Regions from separate parts of the Homo sapiens genome. Here region 1 is linked to region 2. Evidence: read pairs that join two places in POLR2A ChIA-PET (ENCODE). Cell type or tissue: HepG2. All regions are shown on one strand. Links, peaks and the distances in the headings refer to the core of each region. The heading gives the core; the rest is flanking DNA. Region 1 has its middle 7.0 kb from the start of LETM1. Region 2 overlaps NSD2 (nuclear receptor binding SET domain protein 2).

What was found. ChIA-PET counts read pairs that join two places held together with the same protein. Peaks named below come from ENCODE experiments on the same cell type or tissue, not always from the same donor. Only the 100,000 strongest peaks of a DNase experiment are listed, where the experiment ranks them.
Region 1: POLR2A ChIA-PET joins it to region 2 with 5 read pairs; 13 of 35 experiments call an interaction of 5 or more read pairs at or near these places.

What each region holds. Positions count from the first base shown.
Region 1 is chr4:1,857,477-1,868,900 of GRCh38, forward strand. No RefSeq gene overlaps it. Among named protein-coding and RNA genes, the nearest start is that of LETM1, 7.0 kb to the left of the region's middle. RefSeq lists an enhancer at 1-561. In HepG2, for the core only: no CTCF peak of the experiment used is centred there; DNase peaks (open chromatin) are centred at 5,955, 6,240, 6,629 and 6,984; H3K4me3 peaks cover 1,722 bases.
Region 2 is chr4:1,916,555-1,920,554 of GRCh38, forward strand. It overlaps NSD2 (nuclear receptor binding SET domain protein 2), which reads left to right. Exons shown (of 22, transcript NM_001042424.3): 4 at 317-483; 5 at 1,587-2,069. Among named protein-coding and RNA genes, the nearest start is that of NSD2, 47 kb to the left of the region's middle. In HepG2, for the core only: no CTCF peak of the experiment used is centred there; no DNase peak of the experiment used is centred there.

The DNA.
Region 1 (11,424 bases), core at 4,000-7,999, 55 kb before region 2:
GAGGGTCTTGTAGTGCACACTCAGCATCTCTGTTCCCTGGAGCGCATGGGGTGTGAAACGCCTGATGCCAGCCAGCTCCCCAGTCTTGAGAGGCTGGTTGAATGGCACATCTCCCTAGGAGGCTCCCTCCCCAGGGTCCCCTCTGCCCCTGCTGTCCATGCAGTCGGTCCTCACCCGTCAGGAAAACGTAGCCTGCTTGCCTGGGTGGTTTTCCCCATCAGGAACTGCCAGGTACTGGGCCTGGATGGGCTTGAATTCCCCATCTCAGTGGGAGAAGGGGGCATTGTTTAGTGCAGGGCACTTTGAAGCCGTCTGTAAGTCCCTGTGTCCACACCGGTCAGTGGGCACTGCAGACATCAAATGCAGACAGAGTTTAAGCACAACTAGGCCTGAACCTAGGCCTGTGCTGCCAACAGACATGAAGGGGCCCCTTTTCCACCCATCCCCCAGGAGGCAAGAGGGGGATACAGAAGGATAGTCCTTGCCTCCCCACCCAGGGTTGGACCTGAGCTGGAGTGGACAGTTGGTCAGGGTCAGAAAGAACTGGACTTTTTATGGCCCAGCTGTAGGACTTTTTATGGCTCAGCTGTAGGACTTTTTATGGCCCAGCTGTAGGACTGTATGTCCTAGTCCTGGTCTGGACATTGGTTCTGAGCACCAGATGACCCTGCCCGATGCTGGCTAGGGAGGGTGACCCCGGAGAGGGTGCAAGAAACAGTGCTCCTCTCGTTAATGCTGTGGGGTCCCAGGTGTCCCGGCAAGGCCAGGCAGGAGGTGGTGACTGCCCCATCTGTGCTAGTGCCTGTTTACAGGACTTTGAATGACACTGAAAGAGGAGGGAAGCCCTCCCCGCAGTCTCCACCCTGCCCAAAGTGCTGGGTGTGAGGAAATGTGGAACATACCCTCGCCTGCAGTTGGGATGACCCACCATCCCTGGACCAGAACAAGGAAAGCCTGGCAGCGGAGAGCCAACAGCAGGACTGACACAGGCAGGTGCTGTCTGCGATGCTCGTGCAGCCCAGGCAGGGTGGGATCTTAGATAAATTTTCAACAATTAAAATAGCTGTGATCAGGCGCAGTAACTCACACCTGTAATCCCAGCACTTTGGGAGGCCGAGGCGGGCTGATCACGGGGTCAGGAGATCGAGACCAGCTTGGCCAACATGGTGAAACCCTGTCTACTAAAAATACAAAAATTAGCTGGGCATTATGGTGCATGCCTGTAATCCCAGCTACTCGGGAGGCTGAGGCAGGAGAACTGCTTGAACCAGGGAGTCAGAGGTTACAGTGAGCCAAGATTGTGCCACTGCACTTCAGCCTGGTGACAGAGCGAGACTGTCGCAAAAAAAAAAAAAAAAAATAGGTCAAAAGAAATAAGTAGAAATCTGGCATCCAGCCAGCTGACTGTGCACCCTTAAGGCTGGAATGAGGCCTTCCAGTCCCACATCTCCATATGCAGCAGAACAAGGGCACAGAACCATGGCGCAGTGGTTTAATAGCAAGCACTGTTTTTAGCCTTTTTCTCTTCTTTTTTTTTTTTTGGTTGGGGAAACTTCCTTTTCCTTCTCCCTATGTTCCTCACAAATCACATATAACCTTCCATAGTCACTCGGTGTATATACAAGTGACAGTAGAGAAACAGGGCAGGAAGCCCAGGCAGCACACGGGCCCCAGTTAGGGAGGTTAGGGATCCCGTTAGGGAGGGCGGTTAGGGATCTAGTTAGGGAGGGGGCTAGGGACTAGTCAGGCAGCTTAGGGACCTAGTTGGGGTTGGGACCTAGTTGGGGGGTTTAGGGATCTAGTTAGGGAAGGGGGGCTAGGGATCTAGTTAGGGAGGAAGTTAGGGATCTAGTTAGGGAGCTTAGGGAACCAGTTAGCGAACTAGAGGAAGACTTAGAAGGGTTGTGTGCTGCACTTGACCCATGCTCTGGTGAAAAGCAGCCAGAGTTGCATTTGCCCAGATTGGGGATTTGCTGGGAAGTATGATGAAGGAAGAGAGACAAGGATGTTTGCAAGAGACTATGAGGCTTGTCCCAGGAATTGAAACTGGGGAGAAGGAAAGGGAAGAACAGGAGGGGGCAGTGGGAGACAGCAGAAGATAGCAGGATCACTGGCCTGTGGGCTGAGAGGGGTTTGGAGCCAGGTACCAGAACAAGTAAGCTGACGAAAGTGGGATGCTCCACACAGGGTGCTTGCACTTACTGGTGATGGCAGGGGCTAGGGTGACAGCCCAGGAGAAAAACCTTGGATACCAGGTCACCTTGCAGCTGGGAGAAGCTTTAGCCAGGTACATGCAGCAGGAGAAGTGGAGGTCAGCCTCCAGCCTCCAGCCTCCTCTCACCCCACTGAGGAACCACCTGCAGATAAAAGTGGTGGTTTTGGGCCAAGCACAGTGGCTCGCACCTGTAATCCCAGCATTTTGGAAGGCTGAGGTGGGCAGATCACGAGGTCAGGAGATCGAGACCATCCCGGCCAACATGGTGAAACCCCGTCTCTACTAAAAATACAAAAATTAGCTGGGCGTGGTGGCACATGCCGGTAATCCCAGCTGCTTGACAGGCTGAGGCAGGAGAATCACTTGAACCCTGGAGATGGACGTTGCAGTGAGCCGAGATCACGCCACTACACTCCAGTGTACACTACACTACATTGCATTTTTTGAGACATAGCTAGACTACGTCTCAAAAAAAAAAAAAAAAAAGTGGTGGCTTTGGGCTGGGACATGGGAGGGCTATGCATTTGGATTTTTTTTTTAATTGAAATAGGGCCTCACTCTGTTGCCCAGTCTGGGGTGCAGTGGTATGATCACGGCTCACTACAGCCTTGACCTCTGGGCTCAAGCGATCTTCCTGCCTCAGCCTCCTTGAGTAGCTGGGACCACAAGCATGTGCCACCATGCCTGGCTAATTATTTAATTTTTTGTAGAGACAGGGTCTCACTATGTTGCCCAGGGTGTTCTTGAATTCCTGGCCTCAAGTGAGCCTCCTGCCTCAGCTTCCCAAAGTGCTGGGATTATAGGCAAGAGCCACCATGCTTGACCTAAATTTGTTATTTGTTGTTGTTGTTTTATTTAATTTTTAAAAAATTTTTTTATTTGAATCAATGGAACCCACTATATATATGTGTATGTGTGTATATATATGTGTGTGTATATATATATGTATATATATGTATATGTATATATATGTGTGTATATATATATATATATATATATATATATATTTTTTTTTTAGACAGGGTCTCGCTCTGTTGCCCAGGCTGAAGTGCAGTGGTGCAAAATCATAGCTCACTGCAGCCTCCACCTCCCGGGCTCAAGGGATCCTCCCACCTTAGCCTCTAGAGTACCTAGGACTATAAGCACACGCCACCATGCCTGGCTAATTTATGTATTTTTTTGTAGAGATGGGGTCTCGCCACATTGTCCAGGCTGGTCTTGAACTCTTGGGCTCAAGCAATCCACCTACCTCGGCCTCCCAAAATGCTGGGATTACAGGCTCCCTGCTCCCTTTTGGATTTCCACTCTGGGAACAGCCAGCTGCCAGGTCATGAGGACACTCAGATAGCCTGTAGAGACCCACATGGGGAAGAACTGAGGGTAGTCCATTATGCAGCAATAGATAACTAAGACAGGATGTGCCTAGAGAATTTGCTCTAGGACACAGTCCCAGTTCCCAGGGCATGGGTCCTGGTGTCTCAGCTGCATACCAAGCCTGTGGGCTGAGAGGGGTTTGGAGCCAGGTACCAAAGCATTCATGAGGGACATTGATGAGGTTAGAATGAGGTCTCTCCATGCAGGCTGGGCCAGAATTCCTATGGCAGTTGCTTCCTGTTAAGTCCAGGTGGCCTCATCCTGAGCAGGTGCAGCCCACTCCTCAGCCAAGGACAGTGGGACATCTCAGGCTTCCCTGCAAACACTTTCCTCTCCAGGGCCTTCCCCACAGATTCCAGCTGTGCTACTGTCCCCAGTTCAGTGGGGTGCTGCACACTGGTGCTCTGGCTGGGCTCCACCTTCTGCACATATATTTTCTTTTATTTTCTTTTCTTTTTTAATTTTATTGTACTTTAAGTTCCAGGATGCATGTGCAGAATGTGCAAGTTTGTTACGTAGGTAAACGTGCGCCACGGTGGTTTGCTGCACCTAGATTTGCTTTTTGTTTTTTATTTTTTGAGACAGAGTCTCTGTCACCCAGGCTGGAGTGTAGTGGCGTGATCATAGCTCACTGCAGCCTTGAACTCCCAGGCTCAAGCAATCCTCCTGCCTCGGCCTCTGGAGTAGCTAGGACTACAGGCATACGCCACCATGCTCAGCTAATTTTTAAATTTTTGTAGAGATGAGGTCTCCTTATGTTGCCCAGGTTGGTCTCCAACTCGGGTTCAAGCCATCCACCTGCCTGGGCCTCCCAGAGTGCTGGGATTACAGGCAGGAGCTACTGTGCCCAGCCAGATTTGCTTTTTAGATCCTTCTACATTTGTGGGGAAACTGGTGAACTCTGAATTGACCCTGGTGATCAGTTAATAGTAAGGGACCAGTGTTGGTTTCCACCAAGCTACCCTGGAAATGTAAGATGTTACCATTAGGGGAAACCAGGTTGGGGGACTCCCTATGATCTTCGCAGCTTTTCAGTAAATCTAAAATTATTGCAGTAAAAAACAGTAAAACATCTGGCTGGCTGGCAGAAGGGGAGGCAGCCTCTGTCCTGCGTGGCTGTCCCAGACTGGCTGGGGTGGCACTCTGGCTGTCCCTGGTCAGTCCCTAACTCAGGCTGCCAAAGACGGTCGCCAGTCTAGGGAAGAAGCGGCCCAACGCGCTCCCCAAAGACGTCGCTGCAGGCACAGGGTTTAGGAAGAACTTTTATTTTCTTCCTTCTGCTGCTGTGGGTTTTAATTTCCTGCCATTTTCATAATTAAAAAAAGAAGTGCTATTTTAGCACGAAACAATGTTTCTTTAGCCAAAGCCAGAGTGAGTGGGCAGCAATGGCCGCGCGCCCTGCTCTGGGTGGTCCCGACCCCGGGGAAGTCCCTGTGCAGAACGGGGGCTGCGGGGGCGGCAGGAGGAAGTGGGGGGCGCGGCACCCAGGCCTCGCTGTCTTCCCTTTCCCTTCGAGGGACCTCGCGCTGCAAAATCCGAAGAGCCCGGCTGGGGCGGGGTCGCGGGGTGCGCGGGAACCGGGGCCTGGGACGGGGCGGGGCCTAGCCAGGGCCTCCACGGAAGCGAGGCCAGGACTGGGGAGTGGGGGGTGGGGGGGTCGTGGCTGAGTGGGTGCCCTGAGGGCGGTCAAGGACCCCGCGGGCCTCTTCTCCTGCCTGGACACTGCGCTTGCCTGGCTATCACCAGTCCCAGCCCTGCCGCCCTGGGGAGAGGGAGAAGGCGTGCAGGTGAGCGCTACGGGCTGGGGCTGGCTCTGACCTGACACCAGGTCCCAACTGTAGTTGCTAAGGTCCTGCAACTAGTTAGAGAGGTGTTGTAGAGCCAGGTGCTCATGGTTGTAATCCCAGTGCTTTGGGAGGTGGAGGCAGGACGATTGCTAGAGCTTAGGAGTTTGAGATCAGTCTAGGCAACATAGCTAGACCCCCCCACCAAAAAAAAAAAAAAAAAACGAAATCGGTCGTGGTCTTATGGGCCTGTAGTCCCAGGTACTCAGGAAGCAGAGGCGGGAGGATCGCTTGAGCCTCGGAGGTCAAGGCTGCAGTGAGTCGTGATCGTGCCATTGCACTCCAGCGTGGGCGACAGAGCTGAGACCTTGTCTCAAAAGAGAGATTTTCGGGCCCTAACCTGGCATCTCTAAGTGCGAGCTCACTTGGAAATAGAGTCTTTGCCGATGTAACCAAGGTAAGATAAGGTTATTAGGAAGGGCCCTACTCCAATAGATCTGTGCTCCTCCTAAGAGAAAAGAGACTCAGGCGATGTGCAAGGCAGAGGCCACGTGACCACGGAGCCAGGGATCAGAGGTTGCCACCAAAGGTCTGAGGCAAGCACCGGAAGCTGAGGAGATACCAGGGAGGACCCTCCCCAAAGCCTCCCACCCTGCTGGCACCTTGTTTTCAGGCTCCTAGGCTCCAGAACGATGAGGGTAACTTTCTGGCATTTTGTGGTCCTAAGAAACTGGTAGGAGCGGGAACCTGGCCTGGGAGCCCCCCAGTCCAGTCCAGAGGTAGTGTTCATGGGGCTATGGGGGAGGAAGGAGGGCTCTAGAGGAAGTTGTCCCTCAGCTGAGAGCTCGCACAGCGAGAGGGGTAAAGTTCAGATTGGTGCTTGCCAAAGGTGGGTGTCTGACTGTCCAAGGGGTGACACCAGTGCGGGTCACCTCTGAGGCCTGGGGCTCTGCTTGCTTGGGTGGCCTCTCCAGGAAGCATCTTTGTGGGGAGATGGATTTCCAGTTGCCCCCACGACTGAAGCCTGGTCCTGATATGTGGTTTATTCTTGGAGGTGACCACTGGGACTCAGCCAGGACACAGGGAGGGAAGTGGGGCTCCTCAGCTGGATTTCAGCCCCCATGTCCATCACCCCTACCCGATGGGGACCCCAACTCAGTGGAAGCTCTGCTCACATGGCCCTAAGAGGCCTTGCAGTGCTGCCCTTGGGCTTCCAGTGGCTGCAGCTGTCACTCCCATGGGCCATCCCAGGGAACCAATGTGGCCTTTGGGCTGAGTGGGAGCTGGGACAGAGCCAGAACTTGGGAAAGGTGAGGTTCCAACCCGGAGACCAGAGTGGTTAGGCTGGGAAAGGGTTGTTGGGAGGGCCTCAGGGGAGGCCCTTCTGGCCCTAGCTGCGGCTCTGCTTCAGCTCTGGACCTGCTGGGCCCTGAGTTGAGGGGATGGGGCCTCCTTCCCTCCCCTCCTTGGAGGCAGGAGCCACCTGGGGCCTGGGAGGCGGGGCAGCTTGAGGCTGCTGGTTTCCACTTGGAAGCCCTCTTTATCTGGCCTGGGACGGAGAAAGGCTGGGGTCAGAGTGCACACATCTCCATGGAAACGGCAATGAGCCTGGCCCCTGGGGGACCCCAGCCCTGTGGGGGTTGGGGAGGCCAAGCCAGGGCTCAGGGGCTCCTTTGGCAGCAGCCTTTATAGGGAGGTCAGGGCCAGGAGGTACCAGACATGCAGCCATGAAGAGCCACATGGAAGGGAGAGAGGACTCTCCCTCCTAGGGCTGTAGGCCCTGAGTAGGCGGTGACTATACGGCTGACAGCCAGATACAGAGCTTTTCGTTAGAGAAAAGAGGAGAGTCATAAAGAGATTAAAGAGCCAGGCTCTGCCTGGCTGCTACTGTCCCTGACCACCTGCTCAGGGTCACTCTGGTCCCACCCAGGACCCAGGCCCCGCTCCGATGGCCTGTACCAACCTGCCTGAGGCCTGCCCTCCAAGGACGACTTCTCTCAGCCTTCAGGGATGGGGAAGCAGCCCTGGCTGTCAGAACGTCCCAGCAGTCTCTGTGCCCAAAGCATTACCCTGCGGGACTGAAGCATCAACAGCCCACCCTGGAGCCTCTCAGATGAGCCCGGACGACACACCTGCAAATGGCGAGCACCTCAGACGAGGGCCTCCTTTCCGCAGGAACCCACCAGAGGTGTCTGGTGCGGACCTGTTCCTTCTTGCTCTTTTTTTTTTTTTCTTGAGACAGAGTTTCTCACTCTTGTTGCCCAGGCTGGAGTGCAATGGCACAGTCTCAGCTCACTGTACCTCTGCCTCCCAGGTTTAAGCGATTCTCATGCCTCAGCCTCCCAAGTAGCTGGGACTACAAGCATATGCCACCACACCCAGCTAATTTTTGTATTTTTAGTAGAGATGGGGTTTCACTATATTGGCCAGGCTGGTCTCAAACTCCTGACCTCAGGTGATCCACCCGCCTCGGCCTCCCAAAGTGCTGGGACTAGAGGCATGAGCCACCACCCCGGCCCCTTCTTGCTCTTGAGAGCAACAACACACATCGCCTTTGGGGAGAGGCCCCTGGTGTGTGTGTGTGGGGGGATTGGGGTGCAGAGCTGGCCAGACTCAACTGCAAGGGGCTCAGGACCACCCGAGAGAGCTTGTCTGGGCTCAGGGAGGCTTGCGCTGGGCAGGAAAAGACCAGCCAGCCCCAGATAACTTTCTTCCAGGAAATCCAAACACACACTTGCATGTGTTGAATACATTTACATGTTGATTGTACTATTCAAAATGCAGATTTTTGGGGAAAAGTAGCCCTAATTCCAAATCTGTAGAATGAAATGAGATGTGGTGGTATTCCTCTTACGCTGCGGGGATTTAAATGGTGTTGGGGAGGTAGACAGTTTCCAGGCCTGTGCCCTAGAGGGATCCAGGGCCTGGAGAGGCACCTGTCCTCCTCCCCACAGCCAGAGGGTTTTGGCCACTACCCAAATAAGACACCTTCTAGGGGCTTCTGGTGGCCTCAGGTGAGTTCTGGCAGTGACTGCTGTGGGGCATCTCTTGGCCGCTGCCCAAGCCTACACTATGCACAGGACCCAGCAGGGCCTCACCACGTAGGGTTTGGAGGAGGAATAAATAATTTGATAATCCCTTCCAGTGGGGACCCTGGGGAGGGCTTCCTTGGGCCCCAGTGTACTCCGGGCCAGTCCCTTCTCTAGTGGGAAGCAGAGGTAGCCTGTGGCTGATCACCGAGGGGTCTGTTCCAGCAGGCTTTGTTCTGTCCTGCCCTTGAGGCTCTTCCTGGACCTAAAACCTCAGGCTCCCTACTCTCATCCTGCTTTTGATGGACCCTGCCTGGCCTTAGGGACCTTTTTCTCATCCCTTTAGACCAGGAGGAGTACTGGACTTTGAGCACTCCTGAGTGGCTGGAGAGACCTGGAGGATTTAGGAGTAGGCTGGGCCATGGAGCCTTGCGTCACAGCACCTGGTCTCAACAGCAGGGCACAGCTGGGTGCCTGTTTCTATCTGCAGGTGACCTGGCTGCAAAAGTCTGGAGGCTGCACCAGCAGATGTCTTGTTCCGCAGCCTGAGGTGTCTGAGTCCCAGGAACCAGGGCTGTGGGTACACAGCCTTGTCCAGAGAGCTCACGTCTCAGCTCCCACCACCCCTTCTAATACCCACAGCAGCACCTGGAGTTGGGGCCTGGGCAGGAATCCAGTCTACCAGAAAAGAAATGAGCGCAGGCTGAGCGCCATGTGCGAGGCTCCCAGGCTGGCTTCTGCCACGTGCTTCCCATTGTACAGACAGCCTCCAAGGGGTGGAGGGGCTTGCCTGGCTCCCACAGCTCCAGCGCCAAAGGCTGTGCCTCTGCTGTGGGGACAGTACCCAGGATCCTGGGAAGGAAAAAAGCCACTGCTCACCTCCCTCTGCCCCTCATACCTGTCCCAGCCCCGAGTCTTCGTAAATGTCTCTGTCTCCACTGCCTGAGTTCAAGCCTGCTGTCCTTGCCACCTCTACCCCTCACCCCCATGTCCCCGACTCTAATCCAGCCCCTTCAGCTGCCATAGGTCAGCTTCTCCAGAAGCCTTATTAGGGACAGTATCAGTCTGCTCGGGTTACTGTAGCAAATACCACAGACTGGGTAGCTTAAACATTTGGGAGGCCAGATACGTGAGATCAAAGCATTTCCAAAGTTGGTTCCTTCTTAGGTTGCCAGGGAGAATGGGTCCCATCCTCTCACCAGCAGTCGTTGGCATTCGGAAGCATTGCCCTGACCTCTGCTTTCCTCTTCACATGGCCTCTCCTTGGTGTGCCTGTCTCCAAATTTTCCCTTTTTATAAGGATACAGTCATATTGGATTAGGGCCCACCCTAATGACCACATTTTAACTTGATTACTTCTGGAAAGACCCTCATCCCCAAATGAGACCACATTCTGAGGTACTGGGAGTTAAGACTTCAATGTATCTTTTTTCTTAACTAATAAAGTTTAATTTTTATATATTTATTTTTTCAGACAGAGTCTCGCTCTGTTGCCCAAGTTGGAGTACAGTGGCATGATCTCGGCTCACTGCAACCACCACCTCCTGGGTTCAAGCAATTCTCCTGCCTCGGCCTCCAGAGTAGCTGGGATTACAAGCACGCACCACTGTGCCCAGCCCAATTTTTGCATTTTTAGTAGAGACTGGGTTTCACCATGTTGGCCAGGCTGGTCTCGAACTCCTGACCTCAGGTGATCCGCCCGCCTTGGTCCCAAAGTGCTGGGATTAACAGGGGTGAGCCACTGCGCCCAGCCTAAAGTTTAATTTTTAGAGCAGTTTTAGGTATACAGCAAAATAGAGCAGAAAGTGCACCCAGGTCCCATATAGCCCCTTCTCACCCACACACCCAGCCTCCCCCATCATCCGCATTCCCCACTAGAGTAGTATATTTCTTGTAATCAGTGAACCCACATTGTCACGTCATGATCACTGAAAATCCGGTTTTGGGTTCACTCTTGGTGCTGTACGTTCTTGTATCCACTGTTACAGTGTCACACAGAGTATTTTCACTGTCCTAAATATCATCTGTGCTCTGCCTACTCATCCCTCCCTGCCCTAACCCCTGGCTAATCTTTTTATTGTCTCCATAGTTTTGCCTTTTCCAGAATGTCATGGAGTTGGAATCACACAAGTTTGTAGCCCTTTCAGATTGGCTTCTTAGTCAGTTTTCTGTTGCTTATAGCAGACTACCTGAAACTGGGTGATTCATAAAGAAAATGAATTTATTTACTTATTTTTGAGACAGGGTCTCACTCTGTTGCCCAGGCTGGAGTGCAGTGGCAGTGGCACAGTCATGGCTCACTCAGCCTCAACCTCCCGAGCTCAGGTGATCCTCCCACCCAGCCTCCTGAATAGCTGGGACTACAGGCATGTACCACCACACCCAGCTGATTTTGTAGTTTTTTTTTTTTTTTTTTTTTATAGAGATGGAGTTTTGTCATGTTGCCCAGGGTGGTCTCAAACTCCTGAGCTCAAGGGATCCCCCATCTCAGCTTCCCAAAGTGCTGGGATTACAGGCGTGAGTCACTGTGCCTGGCCGGAATTTATTTCTTACAGTTATGGAGATTGGGAAGTTCAAGGTCCAAGAGGTGTGTCTGATGAGAGCCTTCTTGCTGGTGTGGACTCTCTGAAGCTTCCCAGGCGTCCCATGACAAGGGGGCTGAGCATACTAACTGCTAGCCCAGGTCTCTCTACCTCTTGTTATTTTTATTTTGAGAGATGGGGTCTTGCTGTATTCAAACTCCTGGGCTCAAGCAGTCGTCCCCCCTCAGCCTGCTGAGTAGTTGAGATTACGCCCTGATAATGAGGATCTTCTTTTCACGTGCATCCTTGCCATCTGGGTATCTACTTTGGGGAGGCGTCTGTGGAGGTCTTTTGTCCACTTTACTATAGACAGGGTCACATTCTGTTGCCCAGATTGGAATGCAGTGGTGCAATCACAGCTTGCTGTAGCCTCATGTAACTCTTGGGCTCAGGAGATCCTTCTGTCTCAGCCTCCTGAGTAGCTGAGACTACAGGCATGC
Region 2 (4,000 bases), core at 1-4,000:
AGGCTGGTCTCGAAATCCTGAGCTCAATCTCCCTGCCTCGGCCTCCCAAAGTGGTGGGATTACAGGCGTGAGGGACTGCGCCTGGCCTGGTTGGCTTTCTTTCCCATTCAATTTTGAACCTTATCTGAGTCTCTTGTAAGTTAATTAGTTTCCCTCTTTGGCATGTGGCATGGAAGGGATAAGAAGTATAGAATTTGTTTTGAGGTTAACAGGCTCAGACAACACCAAGGGAAACAACTGCAAAATAGCAGTAGATTTGACTAGTTTCATCCCAGATTCTAACTTTCATTCTCTAACATTTTATTTTAAAAACTAGGTCAGAAAAAGAGTGCACGCCAGTATCACGTACAGTTCTTTGGTGACGCCCCAGAAAGAGCTTGGATATTTGAGAAGAGCCTCGTAGCTTTTGAAGGAGAAGGACAGTTTGAAAAATTATGCCAGGAAAGTGCCAAGCAGGCACCCACGAAAGCTGAGAAAATTAAGGTGATAGATGACCCTTCAGTCTACTTTTAGACCAGAAATTTAATTTTTATTCTTTAAGTTAACTTATTTTTGTTTTGAACTTATACTTGCTCGAAATATTGTAATGGCTTAACAATCTCTTTCATTGTTGACTTTTGCCCAAGGATGCCATGTTACAATATGATAAAGTTCTTTTAGAGACACAACTGATTTTTTTTTGCTCATTTGATGACTCTCAGAGATAACTTGTTTTAGAATTTATATATACACATATATGTACGTATATATGTGTATACACACACACAGACAGAGGGATTAATGTAATGTGATAGGAATTGATTTCTGGTTTAAAGAAACAATAAAGGTATTATGTTGGGCTGAATTCTAAAATTGGTTTTTAAAAGTTTTTATTTCTATTATTTTTTAAAATTTTTTTGAGATGGAGTTTCACTCTTGTCGCCCAGGCTGGAGTGTAATGGCATGATCTTGGCTCATTGCATCCTCTGCCCCTCCGGGTTCAAGCGATTCTCCTGCCTCAGCCTCCCAAGTAGCTGGAATTACAGGTGCCTGCCACCACGCCTGGCTAATTTTTGTATTTTTAGTGGAGACAGGGTTTCACCAGGTTGGCCAGACTGGTCTTGGACTCCTGACCTCAGGTGATGTGTCTGCCTCAGCCTCCACAGGTGCTGGGATTACAGGTGGGAACCACCACGCTGGCCAAGTTTTTTATTTCTAAAATTATGTGAAAATGTAAAAGTATTCTTTTTTTTTTTTTTTTTTTTGAGACAGGGTCTTGCTCTGTCACCCCAGGCTAGAGTGCAGTGGCGTGGTCTCGGGTTACTGCATCCGCTGCCTCCCAGTTCAAGTGATTCTCATGTCTCAGCCTCCCTAGTAGCTGGGACCACAGGCATGCACTACCATGCCTGGCTTATCTTTTGTATTTTAGTAGAGATGGGGTTTTGCCATGTTGACCAGGCTGGTCTTAAACTCCTGGCCTCAAGTGATCCATCTGCCTTGACACCCATAAGTGCTGGAATTATAGGCATGAATCATGTGCCTAGGAAAAGTAGTTAACTTTTATGTTTGTGTAGTGAAACTTACAGTGTCTCTTTTTTTTTTCCCAGCTATTGAAACCAATTTCAGGGAAATTGAGGGCCCAGTGGGAAATGGGCATTGTTCAAGCAGAAGAAGCTGCAAGCATGTCAGTGGAGGAGCGGAAAGCCAAGTTCACCTTTCTCTATGTGGGGGACCAGCTTCATCTCAACCCTCAAGTAGCCAAGGAGGCTGGCATTGCTGCAGAGTCTTTGGGAGAAATGGCAGAATCCTCAGGAGTCAGTGAAGAAGCTGCTGAAAACCCCAAGTCTGTGAGAGAAGAGTGCATTCCCATGAAGAGAAGGCGGAGGGCCAAACTGTGTAGCTCTGCAGAGACCCTGGAGAGTCACCCCGACATAGGGAAGAGTACTCCTCAAAAGACGGCAGAGGCTGACCCCAGAAGAGGAGTAGGGTCTCCTCCTGGGAGGAAGAAGACCACAGTCTCCATGCCACGAAGCAGGAAGGGAGATGCAGCATCCCAGTTTTTGGTCTTCTGTCAAAAACACAGGGATGAGGTCAGTACTAAGTTGTGTTTCATGCTAGCAAGTTTCAGAATTTGAGGAACATCCCTTCAGTGCAGAATCATCTGTTTCTCAGCATTATCAGGAGACTCTAACATGAGCCTTGCATAGATTTTAGATCTAATAAATAAGTATTAGGGAACAGCCATTCTGACCCTTGAGGGAAAAGATACTCGACTTGCACTCTGGGGTCTTAAAATATCCTTCCTAATGTGGATAAGAAGATACCGAGAACAGGCCAGGCACAGTGGCTCATGCCTGTAATTTCAGTACTTTGGGAGGCCAAGGCGGGAGGATTGCTTCAGCTCAGGAGTTTGAGACCAGCCTGGGCAACATGGTGAAACCCCATCTCTACAAAAATTAGCCGGGTGTGGTGGCACATGCCTGTAGTCCCAGCTGCTTGGGAGACTGAGACAGGAGGATCCCTTGAGTCCTGGAGGCAGGAGGATCCCTTGAGTCCTGAAGGTGGGGTTTGCAGTGAGTCGTGATGGCATCACTGCACCGTAGCCTGGGTGACAGCAGAGCGAGACTGTGTCTCAAAAAAAAAAAAAAAAAAAAACTAGCACAGAGGGAAGTGGGTCTCAACAGGCTGCGCTTTGCTTGAAGCGTGTGGTCATGTCCTTAACGTGTGACTCCAGGTTAGCACTTTCTCCAGCAGTCTGTTCTGAAGCTTCCAGTGCAGGATATGCTCATCTGTAAAGCTCATTGTGTCCACTGGCACTGAGGGTGTTGATTTATTTCCCTGACATTTAAAAGGGTAGCAATGTGATTAAGACATTTATATAATTTTCTTAATTGTTTGCATAAAATGCACAGTCTGTTAGTACATAATAAAGGCTGTAAAGAACTGAAGGAGTTGGGTTCCCCACTTCCCACTTTTGGTTATGTTACTTGGAGTGGATCATATTCTCATGCTTAAAAGGCTTTTTTTAAGTGTTCATTTTAATTTTACTTCCATAGGAATTTTCCATTCAGTAGTCTAAATCTATGTGGTGATTAAAGGTATCAAAAACAATAGTGTTGGCCAGGCACAGTGGCTCACACCTGTAATCCCAACACTTTGGGAAGCTGAGGCGGGTGGATCATGAGGTCAGGAATTTGAGACTATCCTGGCCAACATGATGAAACCCCGTCTCTACTAAAAATACAAAAAAAAATTAGCTGGGCATGGTGACGCGTGCTTGTAATCCCAGCTTCTCAGGAGGCTGAGGCAGGAAAATTGCTTGAACCAGGGAGTCGGAGGTTGCAGTGAGCCAAGATTACACCACTGCACTCCAGCCTGGCGACAGAATGAGACGCCGTCTCAAAAAAAAAGGAAAAAAAGTCTGTCTTCAAAAAATTTTCCATGAATCTTTAACCAGCATGTATTTTGTGGCAGGCAGTGTGGCACAATAAGGAGCCATGAGTAGTTCAGGCAGAGATGCATAAATGGGTGACTGTGAGTATTCTAATAAATCTACTGGACATGATTTTTTTGTCCCTATATGGGATCTGGAAATTCTGCCAGAGAAAGGCATTTGAGTGATGCCTTCAAGAGTGGCTGGGCGTGGTGGCTCCCGCCTGTAATCTCAGCACATTGGGAGGCTAAGGTGGGCAGATCACCTGAGGTTAGGAGTTTGAGGCTAGTCTGGCCTACATGGTGAAACCTTGTCTCTACTAAAAATACAAGAATTAGCTGGGCATGGTGGTGTGCGCTTGTAATCCCAGCTACTCAGGAGGCTGAGGCAGGAGAATCACTTGAACCGGGAGGCCACAGTGAGCTGAAATCATGCCGCTGCACTCCAGCCTGGGTAATCCTTAGGGCTTTTCTCAGGAATGCAAGGGTGATTTGATGTTAGAAAGCTATTATTGTGACTTACTGTGTAATGCTCATCTCCATAGAGGGAGAAAAGGCATTTGATAAAATTCATTGCTTTTTTTAATTA